Linked DNA regions of Homo sapiens: region 1 is linked to region 2. Evidence: read pairs that join two places in POLR2A ChIA-PET (ENCODE). Cell type or tissue: GM12878. All regions are shown on one strand. Region 1 has its middle 16 kb from the start of MBOAT2. Region 2 overlaps MBOAT2 (membrane bound glycerophospholipid O-acyltransferase 2).

The links. ChIA-PET counts read pairs that join two places held together with the same protein. Peaks named below come from ENCODE experiments on the same cell type or tissue, not always from the same donor. Only the 100,000 strongest peaks of a DNase experiment are listed, where the experiment ranks them.
Region 1: POLR2A ChIA-PET joins it to region 2 with 5 read pairs; 3 of 35 experiments call an interaction of 5 or more read pairs at or near these places.

What each region holds. Positions count from the first base shown.
Region 1 is chr2:9,016,690-9,021,689 of GRCh38, forward strand. It overlaps the pseudogene HMGB1P25. Among named protein-coding and RNA genes, the nearest start is that of MBOAT2, 16 kb to the left of the region's middle. In GM12878, no CTCF peak of the experiment used is centred here; no DNase peak of the experiment used is centred here.
Region 2 is chr2:8,925,959-8,930,958 of GRCh38, forward strand. All of the region lies in intron 3 of MBOAT2 (membrane bound glycerophospholipid O-acyltransferase 2), which reads right to left. Among named protein-coding and RNA genes, the nearest start is that of MBOAT2, 75 kb to the right of the region's middle. In GM12878, no CTCF peak of the experiment used is centred here; a DNase peak (open chromatin) is centred at 2,919.

The DNA of each region.
Region 1 (5,000 bases), 91 kb after region 2:
AATACACACTCTGAAAGGTCTGACAATTGGGAAGCATGGTGCTCCAACACAATTTTTATTATCTAAAATGTTTCTAAAGATCATAAATAGAACATAAGGTACATTTTATTCCTACATCAGTGGGTTGAATCTTTTCAAAAACAGCTGAAATCTTTTAAAAATTTGATGTGATAGTACATTAAATAGGTGTAAAATAGTGGTCAAATTAAAAGAGAACTTACTTTAATCAATGAAAGAGAAGGACTCCTTTTATGTCCACTATTTTGTTTATTTTTTTCTTTTTCTTTTTTTTTTTTTTTTTTTTTTTTTTTTTTTTTTGCCCTTCCTCTGTTGCCCAGGCTGAAATGCAGTAGCACAATCATAGCTCACTGTAACTTCAAACTCCTGGGCTCAAGTGATCCTCCAGCCACAGACTCCTGAGTAGCCGGGACTACAGGTAGGCACCACAGTGCCTGGCTAAGCTTTTAATTTTCTTTTTTGTAGAGACGGGGTCTCTTCCTGTTGCCCAGGCTGGTCTGAACTTCTGGCCTCAAGTTACCCTCCTGTCTGGGCCTCCCAAAGCACTGGGATTACAGGTGTGAACCACGACACCAATCCCCCATTATTTTCATATTTCAGTAACAAAATGTGTATTTGAACCAGACTTCTTCTTATAGCTTCAATGTGAAAACACAATTTTGATTACTCTCTCACTATATTTCTGCAATTTTTAGCCCTGAAGGGGAGGGAGAAAAAAGATTGAAACTCTATGGGCCTTTGTTCAAAATCATTAGTGGCAAAAATAAGGTAAGACATAAGAAATGAAGAATTATTAAATGAACTTTAAACTTCCAGGAACCCAGGGCACACTTAATTACCTTCACCAAGTATCTTGCAAATGTATTTCATGAGCCACAAGGGAAACGGGTGGAGTGTGGACAGACTGATATAAAACCAGCTTAACCGCTGAAAAAGACAACCCAAGCGTCTGGGGTCCCGGGTCTCAGCTTGTCTGTGCCTCTATCCAAAGTCATTATCACGACATCTATGGTACAGAAAAATTTCGTCAAATGAAATAAGGAAAGGATCTATGAATGGTTCAACAAATATGTGCAAAATGTCACTTCTAAGACTCTTGGACACCCCCCCAAAATTATTGTTTTTTTTTTTTTAACTTAGGAGCGTTTGGAATGTCAACAAAACAGCTGCAACTTTTTTTTTTTTTTGCAATTATAGAGTGGTATTCAGAACAACAATGCTAACAGAACAACAATTATTTCCTATAAGCTGCATCAGAGACAACTGAAGATGAAAAAGCTACCATCCCTGTATATAACTAATTTGTTCTGTACACCAACAAGGACTTGCTTTACATTTGCCTGTCAATTTACAATCCCCATACTGTACCAGGCAAGGCTAGTGGCTATTGAAAATACCACCAAGACAGGGTTATTTAAAGACATATTTGGTAATGTAACTGTACAAAAAAAGACACTGTACAGTTTAAAAACAAATCTTACACAGCCTTATATTTCAGAGTTTTTTTCTTTAAAAGGAGTGAATTATGTACGGGGTGGTTAAATGCTTTATAGACAAGGAAAAACTGCACTAAAACCAACTTAGTCATCATCATCTTCTTCATCTTCCTCCTCCTCATCATCCTTTTCATCTTCCTCCTCTTCCTTCTTTGCTTTTTTCAGTCGTGATGACTCTTTTTTTTCCTGCTGCATCCAGTTTTCCTTTAGCTGAGTATGCAGCAATAAGCAATATCGTTTTTGTATTTTTCCTTCAGCTTTGCAGTCTTCTTTTTACAAGATTGCCTTTCACCAGCAGCACTGTTATTCTACACCTCTCTGTTTCTTTACAACATCACCAATGGACACACCAGGATGTTCTCCTTTAATGTTGGAGTCCAGAACAAGAAAAAGGCCGAAGGAGGCCTCTTGAATGCATTGGGATCCCGGAGCTTCTTTTTTATTTCTCCTTTGGGAGGGATGTAGGTTTCATTTCGCTTTCATTTCACAGGCCTGGTCTGCCTGTGCCATGTCCTCAGATTTTGCTTTCTCTTTAGCTGACGTGACCTTCCACTTCCCTGAGCACTTCTTAGAAGGCTCTGAGAAGCTGACGGAACCATCTGGGTGCTGCTTCTTGTGCTCCTCCTGGCCAGTTTGCACAAAGGATGCCTGTGATGACATTCTGCCTCTCGGCTTTTTAGGATCGCCTTTGCCCATAGTTAGTTATGTTTCCTTGGCAAGGCACAGCCTCGCCCCATGCCCATCCGGCTCTCGTGGGCTCCTGGCGCAGTCTCTATGAAACTCAATGTAGTGCCATGCTGTTGAATCTTTTTTAATAGCTGAAACCTGTTATCATATCAATTGACATATATACACACATTAAAAATCTCAAAATTGGCTGGGCGCAGTGGCTCAAGCCTGTAATCCTAGCACTTGGGAGGCCAAAGCGGGCAGATCACCTGAGGTCAGGAGTTTCAGACCAGCCTGGCCAACATGGTGAAACCCCATTTCTACTAAAAATATAAAAATTAGCTAGGTGTGGTGGTGCATGCCTGTAATCCCAGCTACTCAGGAGGCTGAGGCAGGAGAATCACTTGAACCAGGGAGGTGGAGGTTGCAGTAAGCTGAGATGGTGCCATTGCACTCCAGCCTGGGCAACAGAGCTAGCCTCTGTCAAAAAAAAAAAAAATCTCAAAATGGTTTCCTAACCCAAAATTGTTTACATTTTCATCTAGAACATTAAACTGCTGAAACATAACCACACAAATACTGAACCACTGATTTTAGAACAGGAAAAGCCACCTACTGCCCTCCAATTTAACAAACAGGAAAACTGAGGCACAGAGACTTATGTTAGTTTGCCAAGTTCACAGAGCAATTGAGTGGCAGAGCAAAGACTTTAAGCCAAATCTTGGTACCCAGAGCTTTCCAAACCCCATGCAGAGCACCTGCCCTGTGCCAGCATTCTACAAGGGACACGAGAGAGTTACAAAGAGCATGCGGAGGACTTCCTATGAAACCAAGAAGGCAAAATCCAGACTTCTACACCCCAAACAACCTGCGACAACCAACAACACAAGGCTGTACGTGATAATTAAACAAAAACAAAAACAAACAAAACAGTAAAGCGCTGTGGGATTTAGAAAGGGGAGATGATTTAGGTTTGAGAATTAAACAGTTTCATGGGCTATATCTTAGAATGGTAGAACTTCTTAACTTTTGTTTGAAAATAATTTCAGCCTTAAAATAATTACGAAAATAAAAATAGTACAAGGAACATTTGTATACCCTTTATCCAGATTTGGATTCACCGGTTGTTAACATTTTACCTCATTTGCTTTATCATAGATGCTTGCTCTTTATTTATTTATTTCTTTTACACACACTTTAAAAAAATTATTTAAGGGTAAGTTACATACATTATGGCCCATTACCACTAAATACTTCAATGTATATTTTTTAAGGTTAGGATTTTTTCTTAAATAACCACAGTACAGTTATCAACTTCATAAATTATATTGATACATAACGCATTTCTCTAATCTATCAATCTATAATCCATTTTCCGATTTTTTCCCTTCATCTAGTAGCATTTTTTAAGGCGCTTTTCCCAGTACAGGATCCAGGTCAAATATTGCATTTGTTATTGAGGCTCTTTAGCCTCCTTGAAACCACAGGCTTTCTTTGACCTTCATGACACTGACGCTTTTGGAGACTATGGTTTTAGTTCCCACTATTTTTACCATGATAACAGTACTTATTTGTGCTTATCTGCTGTTCCTTTGTGGTTACACTGGGTTTATGTGTTCTTGGCCAGAAGACGGCACAGGCAAGGTTGTGTTCTTTTCAGGGTATCGCATCTGGTAGCACATGATATCCACCTGTCCTTCATAGGCGATGCTTATTTTGATCATCTAGTTAAGGTGTTGTCTGATCTTTCCAGTCTATAGTTATGATTTATTTTTCTCCCTTGTAACCAATAATGAGTTTTATTAGAGACTGGCACATTAAGAACTTACAAATATCTTGCTTCTCATCAATATTTCCCTTACACTTAGCAGCTGTTAATTGCTGGAGCCAACATTGAACGTGATGGTTACAAAATTAGGATTTTCCAACTCCAACGCTCCCACCATAGTTTCCATTTGGCTTTGACATTTTGGTATAAGCAAGAGACCTACCTCATTCTCCCTCCTTCTCCTCTATATCTATCTATCTATCTGTTTATCTATCTATCTACCTATTTATCTATCTACCTGTCTATCATCTATCAACATATCCTTCTCTCTTTTTTCCTTCTTCCTCCTTTTCTTTCATATATATTTATTATTGGTCTAAACTCATGAATTCCTGTATTATTTATAATTCATTACTGTACTTTTTAATTTTGGTGGCAAATGGTAACAGATTTGGCCAGTGAGATCCCCTTGAATGTCCCTATAATTTGTGTGTGTGTGGGCATGCTTTCTTACTTCCTAGCGCATGGACCACTTCTGGAACAATAAGTTCCAGACTCATCTTGAAGATACTGTGCCTTAGTTCTGGGGGAGGAAATAATCTGGAAAAACACAATCTCCTATACTTGGATCTTTGTATAGTTTCTAAAGACGGGTAGAATTTTGATAGGTAGGGAGAATAGAAACTAGCATTGTAGCATATGCAGAAAAGGAATATAGATGCTAAGCACAGGGAAAGGGTTTCCCTTTTCCTTCTAGATTAATCAGGGTTCTTCAGAGTAACAGAACCAATGGAATACACAGAGATATACAAAAGGAGATTTATTATGGGAATTGGTTCAAATGACTGTGAAGGCCAAGAAGTCCCATGGTCTGCCCTCAAGCTTGAGACCCAGGGAAGCCAGTGTGTCTGAGTCCAAAGGCCTCAGAACCAGGAGCACCAATGTCTGAGGGCAGGAGAAAATGGATGTCCTGGCTCAGGAAGGAGAGAGATTTCACCCTTCCTCTGCCTTTTTCTTCTATTTGGACCCTTAATGGAGTGGATGATGTC
Region 2 (5,000 bases):
AGTAAGTGTTATTACTCCAATTTACAAAAGAGGAGTGTAGAGAGGGTAAGTAACTTGGATAATGTGACAAAGCTACTGGGCAGGAGAGCAAGGGTGAGAAGGCAGTGTGGCTCTGAAGTCTGGGTCTTAGCAACAGGTTTCTTTTGTTCTTTGTTTGTTTGTTTGTTTTGTTTTGTCTGATTTGAGACAGAGTCTCAATCTGTCTTGTCACCCAGGCTGGAGTACAGTGGTGTGATCATGGCTCACTGAAGCCTTGACCTCCTGGGCTCAAGCGATTCCCCTACCTCAGCCTTCTACATAGCTGGGACTACAGGCACACAGCACCACACACTGACCACTTGAAGTGTTAAACCACCTGAATACAAGTATAAGTAATACAGTGCAATATGTGAAGTATACAAGATGTACAAAGTAAAGTACGACTCTAGGTAGAAAACTCAACATAGAGTACAAGGCTGATTTATTAAGAAAAGGGGGAAAAGGCCTCGCCACAGAGGTCACAGGTCAACAAGGCTCTGAAAGACCAGCCAGAATTCATGTTGGGGGCAGGGGGCTCCCTGCAAATACAAAGGAACCAAGTGTTAAACAGTAGAGCATGTGTGCACTACTACAAACGGTTCATTATGGCCGGGCCTGGCTCAGTCGAGGAGCGAGTGCTGTGAACTGAGAGTGGAAAGGAAGGCAGGGGCAGTCACAACGGGTGCTGCGAAGCTGCCAAGCTAACAGAGTCTGAAGCAGAAAAGAGGCATGGTCAGACAGATACTGTAAAAATCATCTGGGCAGCAAAGCACAGCACAGACCAGAGGCCAGAGGGACTGGCTGGCAGAGTAATGTGAGATGCAGGTACCAGATGGTAAACAGCAGAAATGGGTAGAGCTGAAGACCAACAGTGGATTTGACATGGGTTGGGGGGTAACAAGAGCTAAGGGTCACCACCACCCACTTAGTGCTTACTACATGCCCCGGGCTGCTCTAAATGCTTTACAAATCTCAAGTCCTCAAAACAACTCAATAGGAAACCAAAGCACAGACAGGTCTTAGTGATGGCTAGATGTGGAGGTGAGAAGGAAGAAGGGATGATTTATTCCAGTTACCTGGGCACCTTAGAGAGAGAAAGCATAAGCAAGGAAGAGATCTGAGGCCAAGATGAGTGTGGTGTTAGGTATGCTGGGGTGGGAGCAGAAATGAGCAGGGCGAGACACGGGGCAGGAACATTCTCTGCCCAGGGACACCTGCAGACCATCAACCCCCATCTCCTTCTTCCAATGGCCATTTCTCTGCCTTCTTTTTCTTCCTTTCTGTTACTTCTTAAACACTTTACCCTATATCATTAAGGATTATCTCCCAAGAATTATCTTCATTTTAAAACTTTTCATTATACATTCATATTGTCTGCTAAGTGTGGGGACAGAGATAAAGTGAATGAATTTAATAAGGCAACTAAGATTTAGATTAATCTTTGAAAAGAATAGAATGGAAGCCGAAACCCATCAATTAAAACAATTTTCAAGAAAACTGAAGACTTAAGTGAGGTAAGAAATCATAACTGCAGTAGCTCCGTCGAGTTGCGTTTCTCTCAAACACCGGGCAGCCCAAGTACAATAGAGAGCTGTGTCCAACCGAGGCTGGGAAAGTACCCAGTGGTGCATGGAGTGCCGATGAGGCAAGGGAGATAAGGGCACAGGCAGGAGGGGTAGAGCTGGTGTTCCAGGAAGGGCAGGGCAGGAAGGCACAGCCAGGAGAACTGGGGAAGGGGAAGGAGGAGGAGCATCACCTCTAGCACACTTCCTAGGCCCTCAACTCTCGAGTCTGTCACCTATCAGTGTCAGGCAGACATCCAAATGTGGGTGGTCCTGTGGGAGTGAGACTGTGTGATCAGGCTTTTCTCATGCTGCTACAAAGAAATATCTCTGAGTAATTTACAAAGAAAAGAGGGTTAATTGGCTCACAGTTCTGCAGCCTGTACAGGGAGCATGGTACTGACATACGCTTGGCTTCTGGGGAGGTCTCGGGAAGCTTATAATCATGGCAGAAGGTGAAGGGGGAGCAGCCACATCACATGGCCAGAGCAGGAGTAAGAAAGCGGTGGGAGGTGCCACACACCTTTAAATGACCAGATCTCACAAGAATTCACTCACGACTGTGAGAACAGTATCAAAGGGACGGCGCTAAACCATTCATGAGAACCTGCCCCCGATCCAATCATCTCCCACCAGGCCCCACCTCCAACACTGGGGGTTACATTTCAACATGAGATTTGGGAGGGGACACAGATCCAAACCATATCAGTAAGCAAGCCTGACTCCAGAAGAGAGGTCTCAGCCAGTTCCAGGAGCTGCAGATTTCAGATAGAGCAGCACTAGACAAGAGAGTTAAAAGTGAGGGTGCAGAAACATGTGACGCTAACGAGGGGCTAAGGTGACCCCTGGCACAGAGGCTGGTAGGACGTCTGCCATCCAGATGACTGGGGAAGACTACAGAGCCAGCTACCCAAGAGGCATGAATGAATTCTAGAGCAGCTGTTCTTAAATTTTTTGGTCTCGGGACCCTTTTTACCCTTAAAAATTATTGAGGAAACCAAAGAAACATAACTTACATAAATAATAGCCATTGATATATACCATATTACGAATTAAAACTGAGAATTTTAAAAAATCTGTTAATTCAAGAATAATTATAATAAAATTTTTATGAAAAATATATTTCCAAAACAAAAAAAAAATTAGTGAGAAGAGTGGTACTGTCCTATATTTTTACAACTCTACTGAATGTCTGACTTAATAGTAGACCAACAGATCCTCAAATGTTTCTACTGCAAATCACATATCATATAGACTCTGGAAAGACCCCGTATGCTCTTGAGAGAATGAAAGTGAAAAAGGCAAATAATGTCTAAGTGTTATTACTATGAAAATAGTTTTGACTATACCACCTCCCTCCTAAAAAGATCTCAGGGACTCTCAGAGATCTCTGGATCAGATTTTGCAAATGACTGATCCAGAGGATGGTAAATGACAGCAATTTAGAGAGACACCAAGAACAGAACAGCCAGATAAGCCCGCAAACTGAAAGAGCGGTAAATGGAAAAGGTAGTGGGGAGGTGGGAAATTTTCTACTTATGTCAGCAGACACAAAAATAGATCTCTAAATTGGCTGGTACCTTTTTTGTATGCCAGGTGGGGATAAAAGAGTATAATAACATATCAGAATCACTGTTCCAGTCCCCCAAAATCTGGTATAACCCTTTACTTCAAAGAGGTAAAAATTACTGCTATAGAAAGTACTATTACTAATTAAAGTATGTTCTGTTACATGCATTGGGGGTAAGAAATACCACTGATTTACCCATGGCTCTTACATTTTATTTATTTGTTCATTCATTCATTCATTCATTCATTCATTCATTCATTTGAGAAAGGGTCTCACTTTGTCATCCAGGCTGAAGTGCAGTGGCACGATCTCAGCTTACTGCAGCCTCGACCTCCTAGGCTCAAGCAATTCTCCGGCCTCAGCCCCCCAAGTAGCTGGGACTGCAGGCATACACCACTATGCCCAGCTAATCTTTTGTATTTTTTGTAAAGGCCGGGTTTTGCCATGTGGCCCAGGCTGGTCTTCAACTCTTGAGCTCAAGCGATCTGCCTGCGCTGGCCTCTCAAAGTGTTAGGATTACAGGCGTGAGCCACCGCACCTGGCTGGCCCTAACATTTTATAGGAGGCATCAAACATATGCATGCATGTATCATTATAACAGAATGATTTACATTCCTTTGGGTATATATCTAGTAATGGGACTGCTGGGTCAAATGGTTATTTGAGAGGAGGTTCCAGCTGGGCTTCCTGGGTCAAGTAGGGGCTCAGAACGCTGTGAAACTCACTCATTTCCTGCATCAGGACTTGGTCCTGGATGAATAATATTGAACACATATGCTTAAAATATTCCTAACATCTGAATTTGTGCATGTGTTTTCTTCCCCAAGAAAGCTATAAACAGCGAAAATTTTGTTGTAAGCTTCCCTGTGTCCTCTCTCCCTTCCCCTCCCCTGAAACTAAAAGGAATGTTAAAAGCCCATTTTTCTGTGACCAGCAGACCTTATCTATGTCCCAGTTCCAATTCCTTGTAAACACAATTTGTAAAATCTTGTGAGATCCTGTCTCCTTTGCCATGCCGCTGCAAGGTTATAAAGTAGATAAAACTTAAGTTACAATTCCAGTTTTCCTCAAGATCTGAGACATGTTAATTGTCTTTGTTTCTCACTCTGGTAACATCTTCCTGCTGCACGTACTTCCCACCTTAAAGAGTTTAAACGGTGATCAAAAAATCTAACACTGTTCTCATTGTTCAATTCCCACCTATGAGTGAGAACATGCGGTGTTTGGTTTTTTGTCCTTGCGATAGTTTGCTGAGAATGATGGTTTCCAGCTTCATCCATGTTCCTACAAAGGACATGAACTCATCTTTTTTATGGCTGCATAGTATTCCATGGTGTATATGTGCCACATTTTCTTAATCCAGTCTATCATTGTTGGACATTTGGGTTGGTTCCAAGTCTTTGCTATTGTGAATAGTGCCACAATAAACATACGTGTGCATGTGTCTTTATAGCAGCATGATTTATAATCCTTTGGGTATATACCCAGTAATGGGACGGCTGGGTCAAATGGAATTTCTAATTCTAGATCCCTGAGGAATCGCCACACTGACTTCCACAACGGTTTGGACACAGGAAGGGGAACATCACACACCGGGGACTGTTGTGGGGTGGGGGGAGGGGGGAGGGATGGCATTAGGAGAGATACCTAATGCTAAATGACGAGTTAATGGGTGCAGCACACCAGCATGGCACAGGTATACATATGTAACAAACCTGCACGTTGTGCACATGTACCCTAAAACTTAAAGTATAAAAAAAAACAAAATCTAACACTGGCTACCTGCTCGGGACCCCTTCCATGCTGTGGAAGCTTTGTACTGTCACTCTGCTCAATAAAGCCTGCAGCTT